Regions from separate parts of the Homo sapiens genome. Here region 1 is linked to region 2. Evidence: chromatin loops called from intact Hi-C (ENCODE). Cell type or tissue: OCI-LY7. All regions are shown on one strand. Links, peaks and the distances in the headings refer to the core of each region. The heading gives the core; the rest is flanking DNA.

The links. A loop is a pair of places that touch in the nucleus more often than their neighbours do. Peaks named below come from ENCODE experiments on the same cell type or tissue, not always from the same donor. Only the 100,000 strongest peaks of a DNase experiment are listed, where the experiment ranks them.
Region 1: a loop joins it to region 2, with 5 times the contacts of the local background. A loop is called at or near these places in 12 of 110 quality-filtered maps.

Annotation. Positions count from the first base shown.
Region 1 is chr17:30,703,070-30,711,396 of GRCh38, forward strand. It overlaps LOC105371723 (a long non-coding RNA gene), which reads left to right. Exons shown (of 4, transcript XR_001753096.2): 4 at 2,269-2,396. It also overlaps the pseudogene SUZ12P1. Among named protein-coding and RNA genes, the nearest start is that of CRLF3, 120 kb to the right of the region's middle. RefSeq lists enhancers at 5,525-5,574, 5,955-6,631 and a silencer at 5,835-6,054. In OCI-LY7, for the core only: a CTCF peak has its summit at 4,755; DNase peaks (open chromatin) are centred at 4,952, 5,332, 5,892, 6,272 and 2 weaker places; H3K4me3 peaks cover 4,208 bases; H3K27ac peaks cover 3,182 bases.
Region 2 is chr17:30,595,144-30,603,470 of GRCh38, forward strand. It overlaps the pseudogene SMURF2P1-LRRC37BP1 and the pseudogene SMURF2P1. Among named protein-coding and RNA genes, the nearest start is that of GOSR1, 120 kb to the left of the region's middle. RefSeq lists a silencer at 5,139-5,618. In OCI-LY7, for the core only: CTCF peaks have their summits at 5,032 and 5,234; DNase peaks (open chromatin) are centred at 4,508, 5,288, 5,538 and 6,118; H3K4me3 peaks cover 3,416 bases; H3K27ac peaks cover 2,679 bases.

The sequences.
Region 1 (8,327 bases), core at 218-8,217, 110 kb after region 2:
TGGTGGCATACGCCTGTTGTCCCAGCTACTCAGGAGGCTGAGGCAGGAGACTTGCTTGAACATAGGAAACAGGTTGCAGTGAGCTGAGATTGAGCCATTACACTCCAGCCTGGACAACAGAGTGAGAAAAGAAAAAGACCACAGTTGGAATTATTCCCCTTCCCCACCCTATCCTCCCAGCCCAAATCCGGGACCCGGCTCGGAACCTAACTTTTTTTTTTTTAGACGGAGTCTTGCTCTGTCTCCAGGCTGGATTGCAGTGGTGCGATCTTGGCTCACCACAACCTCCAGCTCCCGGATTCAAGTGATTCTCCTGCCTCAGCCTCCCAAGTAGCTGGGATTACAGGCACGCGCCACCATGCCTGGCTAATTTTGTATTTTTAGTACAGACAGGGTTTCTCCATGTTTGTCAGGCTGGTCTCGAACTCCCAACCTCTGGTGATCTGCCCACCTCGGCCTCCCAAAGTAATGGGATTACAGACGTGAGCCACTGCACCCGGCCTATAACTACATTTTTTAACTACTTGGGCATGTTCTGGAGCCTTCGTTGCCCCTTCTGTAAGATGGGGAGAAAGTCCCCCACCCACAGAGTTACCATAAAGTATAAATGAGAGCATTCGTGCTCATTTGAGCCATTTCTCGGCCAGCCTGAACCTCTCCCCGGGCACCAACTTCATGCCTCCACTTGGACATATCAAACCAAAGGCTTGGATCTAACCTACAAAACTGCCCCCTCTCCATCCTCTCCATCCTTCCAGGGGCTCACTCAGCTCACAAATTTTGACTTACCTCTTTCCCTCGTATCCCACTTCCAATCCATCTGCTCCACCTTCAAAATATACCCCCTGAGGACGGGCGCGGTGGCTCACGCCTGTAATCCCAGCACTTTGGGAGACTGAGGTGGGCAGATCATCTGAGGATGGGAGTTCAAGACCAGCCTGACCAACACGGAGAAACCCCGTCTCTACTAAAAATACAAAATTAGCTGGGCGTGGTGGTGTGTGCCTGTAATCCCAGCTACTCCGGAGGCTGAGGCAGGATAATGGCTTGAACCCGGGAGGTGGAGGTTGTGGTAAGCTGAGATCACACCATTGCACTCCAGCCTGGGCAACAAGAGTGAAACTGCGTCTCAAACAAAACAAAACAAAAAACAAACAACAAAAAAACCTGGCTGGGTGCAGTGGCTCATTTCTGTAATCCCAGCACTTTGGGAGGCTGAGGCGGGCAGATCATTTGAGGTCAGGAGTTCAAGACCGGCCTGGCCAACATGGTGAAACCCTGTTTCTACTGAAAAAAAAAAAAAAAATCAAAAATTAGCCTGGCATGGAGGCGCATTCCTGTAATCCCAGCTACTTGGGAGGCTGAAGTAGGAGAATCAATTGAATCTGGGAGGCAGAGGTTGCACTGAGTCGAGATCATGCTACTGCACTCCAGCCTGGATGACACAGAGTGAGACTCCATCTCAAAAAAAAAAAATAAAAATAAAATAAAATAAAATAAAATAAAAGAACACAGTTGGAATTACTCCCTGCCCCCAACCTATCCTCCTAGCCCAATTCTGGGACCTCTTCATCTTGCCCTCCACTTGGCTTGGCAGTGGGGGTGGAACTGAATGGAGCTCAGAAATCGCCCAAGGTTGGCCTGCCACCACGGCTCACACCTGTAATCCCAGCCCTTTGGGAGACTTAGGAAGGAGGATCATTTGAGTCCGGGAGTTTGAGACCAGTCTGGGCAACATAGCAAGCTATGAAAAAAAAAAATACAAAAATTAGCTGGGTGTGGTGGCTCGTGCAGTGAGCTGCAGTGAGCTATGATTTCATCACTGCACTCCAACCTGGGCGACAGAAAGAGACCCTGTCTCCAAAAATAAATAAATAGTGTGGCGCGGTAGCTCACGCCTGTAGTCCTAACATTTTGGGAGGCCGAGGTGGGCGGATCACTTGAGGTCAGGAGTTCGAGACCAGCCTAGCCAACATGGTGAAACCCTGTCCCTACTAAAAATATGAAACTTAGCCGGAAATCACTTGAACCCGGGAGAGGGAGGTTGCAGTGAGCAGAGATCGTGCCACTGCACTCCAGCCTGGGCAACAGAGCGAGACTCCTCAAAATAAATAAATAAATAAAAATATAAATAAATAAATAAAAGAAGTTGCCTAAGATGGGGGTACAGGGAGCCTCTGGAAAGGCCAGGGACACACAAAACTTCACCCACACCTCAAGGCTTGGATAGGTCCATCCTCCACTCCCTGGCACCTGCTGACTTTCCAGGGCTCATTCCATCACACATTCTGTGTCCATCTTCTCCATGACGAAGGAAGCGCCCAGAGAAGGCTCCCTGCCTTGTTCCCTGTGCACTGGAGGCACATCCTCAATGCATCACACTGCACCTGACAGGTAAGGGCATATAAGGTGCGTGCTGTGTGTTTGAGGCGTAAATGGAAGGAATGAATACGTGCACGGAGCAGTGAAATGAACAGCAGGGTTGTGCATCCTATACCGAGTGGGCTCTAGGAAAACACGGGCTGGGGGCGCCTGGTGGGCAGTGGCTGTCTGGCGTTGCGCTGACCTGTCCAGGAGCCTGAGGCAGGGCACCCGGGAACGAGGGCGCTGGGCCTGAGGCAAAGGGAAGCTGAGCACTGGGGCGAAGCAGAGCCTTCAGGACTGTGAGGTTGGGGGCCCAACCGAGGCAGTGGGCGCAATACATGGAAGGCACAGAGAGGGGACAGACAAGGCATAGGCGAGCCCAGCTGTGTCTGACGCTGGGATGCTGGAGGTGCTAGGCGTACAAAATGTGGGGTCCCAGATACGCAGGAGAACACAGGGTGCCCTAGGCATAGGGCACCCTGGGCGTGCGGGTTCTATAGCACAGGGTGCACAGAAGATGGGGCGTCCAGGTGCAGGGTTCATAGAACATGGGGTACTCGAGGCGCGTGGCACCGTGGGCGTGGAGGTCCCGTGGGACGGAATACACAGAGCGTGGGGTGTCTCAGGCGCGGGGCTCATGGGAATCCCAAGGCGCAAGGTGGGAGGCTGGAAGCGAGGAGCGCCCTGGGAGCAGGGTGTCCGAAGCGCGGGTACCGATCTGGGCAGCGCGGGGCACGCGGCGCGCGGGCGAGTCTGCGTGCGCGCGCGGACGCCTTGGTTCCCGGAGCCCAGTTGCTGGCGCGGCCTCCACTGCGGCTGCGAAGCCGAAGGTCTGAGGTGCGCCAGGGCTCTTTACGCGGCCCCCAGCCTCTCCGCACCCTTTGTCTCCTGAGCACGCCGCTCACAAGTCCAGGAGACATGGATCAGATGGAGGCTGGAGAGCCGATCCCAGCTGGGACCAGTGGGGTTTAGAGGGTCTAGAAAGGGGTGAGGGGCGAGGGTGAGGGGGTTCTGGCTGGGGTTTTCCAAACTGAGCTGAGGGTGCCTTAAAGAATGTCGTTGCTTTCCCTCATATAAGTAAAGGCCACTCCTTCTCGTAGCCTCTGGAGAGTGCAAGTTAGAACCACCTCCTAGGCTAGCTCTGTAGGGGGAAGTGGGTGGGCTGCTCAGGGCTGGAGGGTGGGGTGGGGACAAAGGCCTGGAGCAAGAGAACAAGGAGGTGACAAGCTTTTCCTGAGCGTCAAGTTCTGTTCCCTTTTCGGTACTGCTAGGTTTATAGAAAGCTGGCTGCCTGGAGTGCCCTCCATCTCAAAGCCTTCATGGGTCTTACTTGCTACTGTCAGTATCTCAAACTGGGAAATTGAGGCGTAGAGAGATGGGATGCCCTCCTCCATACCCAGTGGGTCTGCAGTCAACCACAGATGGATGGGATCTGTTTTGCACTCACCAACTCCTACTTTATACCCCTTTGGTCCCCCAGATCCAGGTGTCCAGCCTGGCCACCCAGATTCAAGGCTGGACAGCTCTGCAGCCATGAAATCCTGGGCATGAAGGAGGAACGAAAGTGACCCATCCCTCCATTTTGAAGTTCTCTGGGGCCAGATTTGCCTAGGTTCTGGCTTTCAAGAATCCCTTCCCAGTCATGAAAAGACAGCTGTCCATAGAAGGCGGTGGAGGGTGACAGGCTGCCACAGCTGTGGTGCGTGGTCACCTGGGCAGCCTGGAAGTCTGGTGTCCCTGCCCTTCCTCCAGTTTAGCCACAGCGACGTGCTTCTAGGAAGGGATTCTTAGAGGCCAAGTTAATTCCCGTGCAGCCTATCAATTCAGGCTTTCTTAGATACTCATTTTTCCCATCCAGATATGCCTCAAGTTTTGTGGATTTACCACTCCTACTCAGGAACCCTTTTCCCTTTCCTCATTCATTCTGCAAAGCGCCTGGTTAGCAATGCACTCTCTTCCCTGGACATGTAGGGAATGGGGGTTTCCCCCATCCCCATCCTCAGCCCGTCCCCCTCCTCTAAAACTCAGATCAGGGTTTGTCTGCCCTGCTGCTAAGATGCAGCCCAACTTTGAACTTTGAGCTGTCTGCTTTAACATTTGGGCCTCACTTGAATGGATTCCCTTCCCTGAGGATTCCAAGCCCTCCCCAGCCATCAGTCTTCCCATCTTTCATAAAATGGAGCCAGCAGCCCCGCTTCAGGGACTCCCCCCTCCCCCTGTTCCCTCTACGCCAGGATTCTTCCCCCGACTTCCATTTCCCTCCAGCCCCCACCCTGCACAAAGTTGCCTGTTCTGCCGAAGTGCCTATTTTTGGCTTGGGGCCCAGTTTTATAGCCCCAGCTATAGGTCTTGGCAGTCACAACTTTCGCTCTCCAGACAGCCAAGCCGGGTCCAACAGCCTTCCCCACCCCAGAGAGGGGGTGCGGGGGCTCCCTCTGCAGCCTCAACCCGAAACCTGCCCCTCGCCTTACTTGGTCTGATGCCTGGGAACCCAAGCCTGCTTCTTGCCCTACTTCTTAGAGTCCACCAGCTGCAATGGAGTTGTTAGGTGTTGAAAATCCATGCCGGGTTTTTACTCTTTCAGAGAACATAAAATTCAATTTTTCTCCTCGCACCCCCTCCCCAAAAGCAAGACTTTGAGGCGTTTATAGATACAAACCTTCCCCTAACGCTTCCCTCCGCCCCTGCTACCCGGTCAGCTCCAAGCCCCTGTCCCGGTGGCCCAGGATCTTCTGCTAAGGGTCTCATTCCGTCCCGCGCTCCAGTCCTGGCTTGGCGTGCCTCCCTCGCCTTTTATTGTAGGTCTGGTCTCCCAGGGTAGCGGCCTCATCGCATTCCCTTCGCAGCGCCCCTGGATCCAGAAACCGCTTTTACCTGTCCGCTCCGGTGCAGCCAGCACGCCGAATCCCGTCGTACCCGAGTCCAGCCCTCCTTTTGCCCCTCCCCCTTGCACGTCGCTGCCAGGAAGATGAGGGCAGCCCAAGTCGCCTCAGCCACTAAGCATCCCCCTTCCAGAACTCCCCCCATGCGAACCCAGGTCCCGGGAGTTCCGGGCTGGGTCTTGCTTGTTTTCACTGCGTTAGGCCTGACGCATTACTCCGTCTCCCAAGAAAGAATCCGGCCCGAAATTTGCGTGCCCCGGGTGCGTTTGGCCATGTCGCATCTACCCCCCAACCCCCCGCTCCAACACCGTTTCTCCCATCTTTATCTAATCCAACTCGGGTTTTGCACAACCCTTCCAGATCTCCCCATTTGCGCCCTCCTTCCCCGGGCTCGGCGCCTTTCCTTTTACTTCACTGGAAAATCCGCTCCGGGTCTTCCTTACGCCTGTCTCCCTTCCCCGACTCCCCGCTCCAACGCGGGGGTCCAGCACGTCGCTTTCCCTCTCTCTGCTTTTCCAGGGAGGAGGCGAGAGGAGGCGAAAGGAAGGAAACTCCAGCACGGGTTTTCGGGCCGGCTCCTGGGGCGCTCAAGCGGGTTGCGGCGGCCAGTCCCGGGCGGCGACTCCGGGCCGGATTTTGCGCGCGCCCACCGCCCCCCTCCCGGAGCGGGTGCGCCGGGGAGAGGGGAGAGCTGGCGGCTTGTCATTGCTGGTTCCCGGCTCCGGCTCGGTCCGCGCGTCCTGCGGTGCCCACGGGCCCGGCCTGGCGCCCCCCCCTCCGGCCGCGCCGCCCCTCTCCGCCAGCTCCGCGCCGCCCGCCCCCAACCCGAGCTCCCCGCGGCCACTGCGGGGAGCCCGAGCCGTCGGCGCGGGAGCTGTCGGCGCTGCGGTGCCCCCGCCCCGCCGTCTGCCGAGGAGGCCCCGGCTGAGGGGGCCGCGCGGGCCCCGGAGCGGCGCCGCCGAGCGGCGGGGGCCTGCAGGGGCGCCCCCGCTGCCCCGTTAACCCCTCGTCCACCGCCGCCGTCGGAGGGGGCTGGGAAGTCGCCTGGGCACACACGTGCCGCCTCCGTTGGGGCCGCGGAGCTGCGGGGGAGATGCGGGCCGCTGCCGGCGCCGCCTCGGGGCGCTCCGCCTCGCCCCAGCCCCCGGCGCTCTGACGCCGCCCCCGCCCCACAGCCTCCCTCCCCGGGAGGGGCGCAGACCCGATCGCCCCCAGTCCCGAGCCTCCGCCGCCGCGAGGGGGCCGCCTTTGGATCCGTGTAATCCGCCTCTTTTTTTCTATTTTCTTTTTTTTTTTTTTTTTTTTTTTCTAATTTTTGGTTGGTGGCGGCGGTGCTGGGCCAGGGGAAGGAAGGGACACGGAGGCCGCCCTCGCCCCGCCACCTCCTACCAGCTTCCCCCCAGCCCCGGCTCCGGGAGATGTGCCGGGCGGGGGGCCCGGGTTCGCCGAGCCGCAGGAGAGACACGCTGGGCCGACCCCAGAGCGGCGCTGGACAGGTGAGTGTCTGCGGGCCCAGGGCGAGGGGCGAAGCCGCACCTGGGCCAGGTGTGCGGGGCGCGCGGAAGAGGGGAGGCGGGAAGGATGGGAGGCCGGGGCCTGTCCTGGCCGCGAGGGCGGAGGGGACGCTGGAGCCGCGCGGGGCACCGCACCTGAGCGGGAGGGGCGTCGGGGGCAGCCCGCACCTCACCCCCACTGGCGAGGGGCCCGGGAGGGGCGGCCCCCACGGAGCTCCCGGGGCGCGGGGGTGCGGACGGGCGACCGCAGGGTGCCTGGCGGGGGGAGGGGACAGCGAGTGTGCCCGCGCGCGCGCCAGCCTTTGTGGGGAAGCGGCGCCGCGGTGCCTGCGTGTCCCCGGTGCGTGTGCGCGCGGGTCCTTGGCGCCCTGTTTGTGTAGGTGTCTGGGTGTGAGCGGAGGGGGTGCGTGTGCGTGTGCGCGCCGCGCGCCGGCCCCGGGCCCCAGAGGATCCGTGTCGGGGATTGGCACCACAGGATGCTGGGCGAGGGGGTTGTTTTTCTCTGGGAGGCAGTGGCGCGGGGGATGGGGAGGGGTCCGTCTGGGTGTCAAGCCGGCCGCAGTCCGGGGGGCGCCGCTGTCAGGAAGAGGGGGTGCAGCCAGGCAGCACCTTCTCTCCGTGGTGCCGGGTTAAAGCACGGGAGGCCGGCAGGTTTGATCCACCCGGATTATTCGTGCTTTGAGGACAGCTCCCCACCCCCACCCCAGGTGCGCATTGGATTGAGCTACGAGGGTTCAGTTGTCATCCTCCCATCTGACGGTCCTGGGACCCGAGTCCAGGCCTGAAGTGGTGGGGTGGGGGGGTGCTGTGTTTGCTCCAGCCGTGTCCAGAAAATGCCCTCCCAGGTATCTCTCCAGTGCACCCCCGGCCCCCATCTGAAGACAGCCGCTGGCTACACACACCCCTGTCCCTACACTTCCAGTCCAGGTCCTCACACTGCCCCATCCCTGGCCAGCACCTCACTGTACCTGCCTGGACCCTTTCTTCCTGTTCCAACCCCCATCCACCCCCAGCCATGGCAGCTGCGTGGGGGTTTCTGTATCCCAGTTCCAGGCAGGGCCCCCCTCTTCCGCCTGGCTTCCACTAGACTCAGAGCTGGGGTCTGTCTTCCCACATCCCACATCCCAACATGTGTGCCTGGGGGCAGGAGGGGGAGGGGTTCAAAATGGCTGCCAAGATGGCTGTCTCGCTGTCTCGCGCTCTCTCTCTCGCTGTCTCTCTCTCGCTCTCTGTCTTTCTCTATATCTCTCTCTCTCTCTTCCCCTCTCTGCTTGCCCGGCTCCCTTATCCTGGTAGGGAGTCACTGCTTAGAGGAGGTTGGACCCAGTGGGGCACACCTGAGGGTGAATGTATATTCCCGGCCGTTGACCTCCATGCTGTTTGGGGACAGACCATTGGTTTCTGCTTCTCTCTCCAACACCCCAAGGGCTGCCATGTGCCTAACCTGACCCCAGACCCCACTCCTTCACCCTGGCTCACAGCCTGAAAGCTCCCTGCCCTCCACCTGCTCTCCAGGGCCTGGCCCCCTGAATTGATCAACCCCGCGGAGGGTCCACACCCCTCATTC
Region 2 (8,327 bases), core at 251-8,250:
AGTGCATTGTGTCCCTGGGTACTCAAGACTGGAGAATGGCGATGACTTTTACCAAGCACACTGCCTGCAAACACATTTTTACCAAGGCACATCCTGCACAGCCCTAAATCCATTAAACCTTGAGTCAATATAGCACATGTTTCTGCGAGCACAGGGTTGAGGATAGGGTTACAGATTAACAGCATCTCAAGGCTTTCGGGGGACCTGCCCCGATAATCATGTAGGTTCTTTTCTATTTTTCCTAAGCGTCGGCCGGCTTGAGAAATAAAGGGACAGAGTACAAAAGAGAAATTTTAAAGCTGGGCGTCCGGGGTAGACATCACACGTTGGTAGGATCCGTGATGCCCCACAAGCCACAAAAACCAGCAAGTTTTTATTAGGGCTTTTCAAAAGGGGAGGGAGTGTGCGAATAGGTGTGGGTGACAGACATCAAATACTTAACAGGGTAATAGAATATCACAAGGCAAGTGGAGGCAGGGTGAGATTACAGGACCACAGGACTGAGGCGAAATTAAAATTGCTAATGAAGTTTCGGGCACTATTGTCATTGGTAACATCTTATCAGGAGACAGGGTGTTGAGATCAATTGGTCTGACCAAAATTTATTAGGCAGGAATTTCCTCTTTCTAATAAGCCTGGGAGCGCTATGGGAGACTGGAGTATATTTCATCTCTGCAATTTCGACCATAAGAGACAGGCGCACCTGGGGGTGCTGTTTATAAGCCTATACCTCCAGGCGTGTATTCTCTTCCTCAGGGACGTTCCGTGCTGAGAAAAAGAATTCAGCGATATTTCTCCCATTTCTTTTGAAAGAGGAGAAATATGGCTCTGTTCTGCCCGGCTCACCAGTGGTCAGAGTTTAAGGTTATCTCTCTTGTTTCCTAAACATTGTTGTTATCTTGTTCTTTTTTCAAGGTGCCCAGATTTCATATTGTTTAAACACACATGCTCTACAATTTGTGCAGTTAATGCAATTATTACAGGGTCCTGAGGTGACATACATCCTCCTCGACTGACAGGATTAAGAGATTAAAGTAAAGACAGGTTGGCCGGGCGCAGTGGCTCACGCCTGTAATCCCAGCACTTTCAGAGGCCGAGGTGGGTGGATCACGAGGTCAGGAGATCGAGACCATCCTGGTGAACACGGTGAAACCCCGTCTCTACTAAAAATACAAAAAATTAGCTGGGCATGGTTGCGGGCGCCTGTAGTCCCAGCTGCTCAGGAGGCTAAGGCAAGAGAATGGCCTGAACCCGGGAGGCGGAGCTTGCAGTGAGCCGAGATTGTGCCACTGCACTCCAGCCTGGGCAACAGAGCGAGACTCCCTCTCAAAAAAAAAAATAAATAAAAAATAAAAAAATAAAGTAAAGACAGGCATAGGAAATCACAAGGGTATTGACTGGGGAAGTGATAAGTGTCCATGAAATCTTTACAATTTATGTTTAGAGATTGCAGTAAAGACAGGCATAAGAAATTACAAAAGTATTAATTTGGGGAACTAATAAATGTCCATAAAATCTTCACAATCCATGTTCTTCTGTCATAGCTTCAGCCAGTCCCCCCATTTGGGGTCCCTGACTTCCCACAACACAAGGCAGCAGAATTTTTCTTAGTACAGATCAAAATGGAGTTTCTTTTATTTATTTATTTATTTTTTATTATTATACTTTTAAGTTTTAGGGTACACGTGCACAATGTGCAGGTTAGTTACATATGTATACATCTGCCATGCTGGTGCGCTGCACCCACCAACTCATCATCTAGCATTAGGTATATCTCCCAGTGCTATCCCTCCCCCCTCCCCCCACCCCACAACAGTCCCCAGAGTGTGATGTTCCCCTTCCTGTGTCCATGTGCTCTCATTGTTCAATTCCCACTTATGAGTGAGAATATGCGGTGTGTGGTTTTTTTGTTCTTGCGATAGTTTACTGAGAATGATGATTTCCAGTTTCATCCATGTCCCTACAAAGGACATGAACTCATCATTTTTTATGGCTGCATAGTATTCCATGGTGTATATGTGCCACATTTTCTTAATGAGTCTATCATTGTTGGACATTTGGGTTGGTTCCAAGACTTTGCTATTGTGAATAATGCCGCAATAAACATACGTGTGCATGTGTCTTCATAGCAGCATGATTTATAGTCCTTTGGGTATATACCCAGTAATGAGATGGCTGGGTCAAATGGTATTTCTAGTTCTAGATCCATGAGGAATTGCCACACTGACTTCCACAATGGTTGAACTAGTTTACAGTCCCACCAACAGTGTAAAAGTGTTCCTGTTTCTCCACATCCTCTCCAGCACCTGTTGTTTCCTGACTTTTTAATGATCGCCATTCTAACTGGTGTGAGATGGTATCTCACTGTGGTTTTGATTTGCATTTCTCTGATGGCCAGTGATGGTGAACATTTTTTCATGTGTCTTTTGGCTGCATAAATGTCTTCTTTTGAGAAGTGTCTGTTCATGTCCTTCGCCCACTTTTTGATGGGGTTGTTTGTTTTTTTCTTGTAAATTTGTTTGAGTTCATTGTAGATTCTGGATATTAGCCCTTTGTCAGATGAGTAGGTTGCGAAAATTTTCTCCCATTTTGTAGGTTGCCTATTCGCTCTGATGATAGTTTCTTTTGCTGTGCAGAAGCTCTTTAGTTTAATTAGATCCCCAAAATGGAGTTTCTTATGTCTTCCTCTTTCTACATAGACACAGTAACAGTCTGATCTCTATTTCTTTCCCCCACAGAATGCAGTAGCATGATCATGGCTCACTGCAACCTTGACCTCTGTGGGCTCAGGTGATCCTCCTATCTCAGCCTTCCGAGTAGCTGGGCCTATAGGTGCATGCCACCACTCTCGGCTAATTTTTTGTAGATATGAGGTTTCGCCATGTTGCCCACGTTGGTTTCAAACTCCTGAGCTCAACTGATTCCTCTGCTTCAGCCTCCCAAAGTGCTAGGATTACAGGCATGAGTCACCATGCCCAGTCCTTGAATGGTTTTAAAGTGTTATTCTTATCTGAATATTTGTTTTAAACAATAGTATTTAAACTTACAAGAAAGCCTAAATACAAACCTCTGCATGTTAACCCTGTATACATTTTTCTATGCTGTCACTTACATTTTTGAATGTACTGCTTTAAACTTCAAAACAAGCAGTCTCCCCCAGGTCTCCCATCACCTTCTGAAATACTAACTTACATTAACTAATATAAAGCTACAAATTATGTTAGTTGGGTGGCTGGAAACAAAGAATGTGCCATAAAAATAAGGCAAATGTGAATGTGTACATCAGTTTGCTAAGTTTTTTGCCACTGTTCAGCCTCTTAAATTGTGGTAGCAGCTATTGTTCACATTGATTTGTATATATCTGTAGTACAAGGAAGCATTTCTAAAGGACCTTGCTCATTGTTCTGCACAAAATAGCCACTTAATATTTGTTGAATGAATTGCTGGCACTATCTCTGGTATTTTTATTTTTATTTATTTATGTATTTATTTTTGATACGGAGCCTCATTCTGTTGCCCAGGCTGAAGTGCAGTGGCGTGATCTTGGCTCACTGCCACCTCTCGGGATCAAGCGATTCTCGTGCCTTGGCCTCCCTAGTAGCTGGGACTACAGGCATGCGCCATCACGCCTGGCTAATTAATATATATATATATATATTTTTTTTTTTTTTTTTTAGCAGAGACGGGATTTCACCAAGTTGGCCAGGCTGGTCTTGAACTCCTGACCTCAAATGATCCGCCCGCCTTGGCCTCCCAAAGTGTTGGGATTACAGGGGTGAGCCACCCTGCCCGGCCTATCTGTGGTATTTCTAGTGTGATGTCTAGAACTTCATATACTTTTTTGGATTACTTTAATTGTAAGGCTGTATCCAAACTGATGAAATGCTCTCAGAGGTAACTATCTGGAGAGGTGACTACACTGATGCATTAAAAGAAATGACTGGCATGGAATAAGGATTAAAATATATTAATCCAAAACATTTAAAATTGCATTAATAACAGCCTAAAGCAAAACTAATGAATCACATAAAAAATCTCCCACGCTGTTGTTCTTAGTAGTTTACATTGTGCTACATACTTTCGCATGCATATGCATACAACTTCTATTCTGTTTTTAAACTTTGCATTACATATACATTCTTCCATATTATATGATCTTCATAAAACTTGTCAGTTAAATGGCTGCATTAAAAAGCATGCGGTTCATGGACCATTATGCTGTTCCCTCATTCCTTTTGTTATTAATGGAATATAGCAAAGAACATCTTCCGTACTATTATTTATTTGTCAAGAATAGGGCCAGGCATGGTGGCTCAGGGAGCCGAGCCTGAGAGCACTTTGGGAGGCCGAGGCAGGCGGATCTCTTGAGGTCAGGAGTTCGTGACCAGCCTGGCAACGTGGGGAAACCTAAATGTCTCTACTAAACATGTCTCTACTAAAAATACAAAAATTAATGGGGCGTGGTGGTGCACACCTGTGGTCCCAGCTACTCCAGAGGCTCATGTGAGAGTATCACCAGAGCCCAGGAAGTTGAGGCTGCAGTGAGGCGTGGTCACACTACTGCACTCAAGCCTGGGCGACAGAGGGTGACCCTGTCAAAAAAAAAAAAAAAAATCCTAGCAGTAAAGTTACAAGGTCAAAGGATAAGGTACACATTTAAAAAGAAATTTTCTTTCTCCTCCTGAGATAACTAAATACAGCAGTGTATGAACAACCCTTCATACATTACTCTCCAAGGTTTATCTTGTTAATCCTTTCAGATGTTATCATCTCCCTATCCTTGGCTGCACCTGAAAAGAGCAGGAGCCGGCAGGTAACCCGATCGCCTCCCCCAGGTGAGTCTCCGATGGAGGTGTCAACTACAAGACCAGGAGCAGAGCAGTCCTGGGGCTTTGCTGGAACCATTGGCGTGGGAATGCTGTCTCTTCCCTCGCCCGAGAGACGCCAGATTCCCAGCGGGCAGCGGACTCGGTTCTAACCTTCCTCGCCCCAGCCTCTAGGAGCGCTCTGCACGCAGTGGGCGTCTAATAAATGCAGTCGGCCCTGCTTGGACAAAAGCTCTCCTTAAGTGGACCGGACACTATGCCCCTCCAGGTGCCAGAGTTGTCGCCCCCGCTGCCACTTTGCTCCCTGCGCGCGTTCCGCGTGAGACCCTCGGCGGCACCTCACCCACTCCCTGACGGCCGGTGCCAGCCCGGGGCACCCTGGGTACTCTGCGCGCGCCCGCTGGCCCCGCCCGGCCCCAACGGCCCCAACTCCCGTCTCCTCCCAGTCCCCCGGAGCCGACCAGTGGTGGCGGCAGCCCCAGGTCCCGGGTCCCTCAGACAAAAAGGCGGGTGGAGGAGGAGTAGCCGAGCCCAGAGTCCTGCTCCGGCGCCGCCGAGCACCGCCCGCCTCAGCCGACCAGCCCCGTCGGCTACTGGGCCTAGCCTAGAGGAGAGGAGGGAAAGGCCGCGGAGGCCGCGAGGAGACGGCTGGGGCGCCAGCGGCCGGCTGCCGCCTAGTTGTGCTGCCCGGACCAAGGAAGGAGAAGTGGGAGGAGCGGGGAGCTCAGCGGCTCAGGACGACGACGCTCGCCACATCCGGGACCCTCCGGCCGTGGCGGTCGCAGCGCCGGCAGCTCGGGCCTCAGCCCCTGCCTCTGTGGTGACTCCGCCGCGCTTCGACGTCGCCCCTGTCCCCGTCCCGCCCGCCGCCCCCGCCAACCCCGCCGCCGGGGACATGTCCAACCCCTGAAGCCGGAGGAACGGGCCAGTCAGACTGCGCCCGACAGGTGATGGGGAGCGGCGGCCGGGCTGGGCAGCCGCCGGGTGGGCGAGCTGGCGCGGGGTACCTGTTGACTTGGGAAGGGCCAGGATCGCGATCAATGGTGAGTTGGGGGTCGGAGGAGTAGGAAGGCCTAGTTCAGGGAGAGTAATTGGAAAGCCACTCGCTCTGGTTTGGACATTCTTTAAAAAGCCGAGGATGACTCGGGGAGGCGGGGTAGTCTTTTGTGGAGGGGAGGATACACCCGTTCGCATCGCAGCGGATTTCGGGCTGAAAAGTCTTGGTCAAGGAGCCCGACGCTGCCTCCCGGGGCTCGGGGAGCAGCAGCCCCTGGGCTACGGCCCAGGTGGGCTCGTGAAGGGGATTATTGAATCCGGTTGCAGACTGCGCGCAGTAAACACTCCTTAAAGATGGAGCGCTTAACGGGAGGGTGTACGTGTGTGTTCCCGGGTTGTTACCTTGCACACCCACTTATGCCCGCTTGCAAAACCTTTACTCCCCGCCTCTGGCCACCGTTGCCGGGGCCGCACACCTTAAACTCAGGTCTCTCTGAGGAGAGGAGACTGAGGTTGACTTTTCCCATGTGCCTGTCTGATCCGACGGCTCGGGCTCATTGTACACTGTGTTTTGGAAGTGTCTGATTGTAGGGTGGCATGTTTGGGGTTGTACCTTGTAGGCCGCAGAACTTGTGTCACTTCTAACTCCAGACCTGCTTTAAAAACACACTTTTGGAGGCGGGTAGGGGGTACTTTTCTAACTATGTGCTCATACAAACTTTAGAGCAAACTTTCTCTTACTCTCCCCACCCTCCCCCTTCCTTTTTCTAAATGGAAAATAATGTCCGGAGGGGTTGCTAGATAGAAGACTACACTTACAAAGTGTTTATGATTCCAGGCGCATGAAATCTTTAACATTACAGGTACATTTTTGCTTACAGTGCCATTTTTGGTATTCTTACATGGACATGTCACCCCCATTTTAGGAAAACTTGTATTTGGTTTGAAAAGGAATTGAAATCACGACGTTATCCTACCTTCACCATTTACCCCTGATAAATTGTCCACGTTTATATTCCGATGAGTGGTGAGAAAGATAATTTTCCGTAGAGGATTTGTGTGTGCGTGCACGTGTACGAATAAACTGTAATTATGTTTGTCCACACTAGACTTTGAGATTTATTTGAGCTAATTTTGTGGTTGAATGCCTGTGTGTCACATCCCAGTACAGCTAGATGAAAACTTGCAGTGAATTTGGTATTTGAGAATTTATCTCGAATGTCTGTTGGCTGCAATTTAAATAATATACGACCTTCATGACAGTTTTGCTTTCCCTAGGGAAAAATGCAGGGAATCATTAACTGAGTGGTTCTTAATGGAAAACCTGGATTGGAGGATACTTGTATTTCCCCCTACTCCCCCCCATTCAATGTCCTTATATTGGGAGAAGTCAATGGAAACCTTTTTAGGGGATCTTTGTTGCTTTAGAGTTTATCTGTTGCTATCTGGAATCAGTGATCATCGAAAGAACATGCGATCCCAGGTGTGCAGAAAGCATCAGAAATAAGCTGTTTCCATTTACTTCCCTCAAGGCTACATAGAGAAAATGAGGGAAAAAATAGGGATTTTGATTTTCTGCAGATAAAATGAGTTGAGGTTTTTAGTATGACTCAGTAGATCTTAAAGTGTTTATCTGTGGTTTCTGTACTGCCTATGATACATTATAAAAATTTATAAGTAAAGTTTGTTAAGAGGAAAGATTATGCTTATATTTTAGGGGAAGAGGGAATATTGAACTACATTTATAGAGTGATTTTGTTTCAGGTTTTTCTGAGGATTTTTTAAATACCCTGTGTCCACTTAATAGGAAAAACAGTTTGAGGTACTCTGAGTTTCTTACAACTATTTGTCTCTGAATAGTTTTCTCTTAAAATTTGACAAATGTTAAAAACATTGTCCTTCCTCCTTTGGTTATAGTGGAGTCTTCTGTTTTGCCAGGAAAGCGAACATTTTTTTTTTCATTTTTGTTCATCATTTACAAATTAGATGGGATATATTTTAGCAAATAGATCTCAAGAGCTGGATTTAATTAGCAGCTTTTTAGGACATAAACATTAAAGGGTTAGATGGAAAAGATTGTTTTGACTGACAGGATAAATGACAGGGCTGTGTTTGATGTGCGTCCAGGAATTGGTCTGGAGCTGGTGCCCAACTTCTCAGTCCATCTTGAGAAGCCAAATAAAATACTTAACCTAGGCCTCATTTTGTTTAAAAAAAAAAAAAAAAGTTGATTCTTTGTTAAGACCTTAAGAAATGTTTGGCATACCTTTAGACTAAGTGTTTAACAGTTCATTTAGACCTGGGTTCCCTAATAGAGGAAAAAAAATCACTTAAAAAAAGACAGATCCCACAGTGAATTTATATTTGGTTTACAATACACTTGGGCTGTAAGATGTTTTAAAATTATTGTTCTTTGCTTTAAGTTAATACCATATTAGTATTTTAAATTTATAGAGTACCTTTGATTTCAATATGCTGTATAAATTTTAGTTACTTGGTAATAAC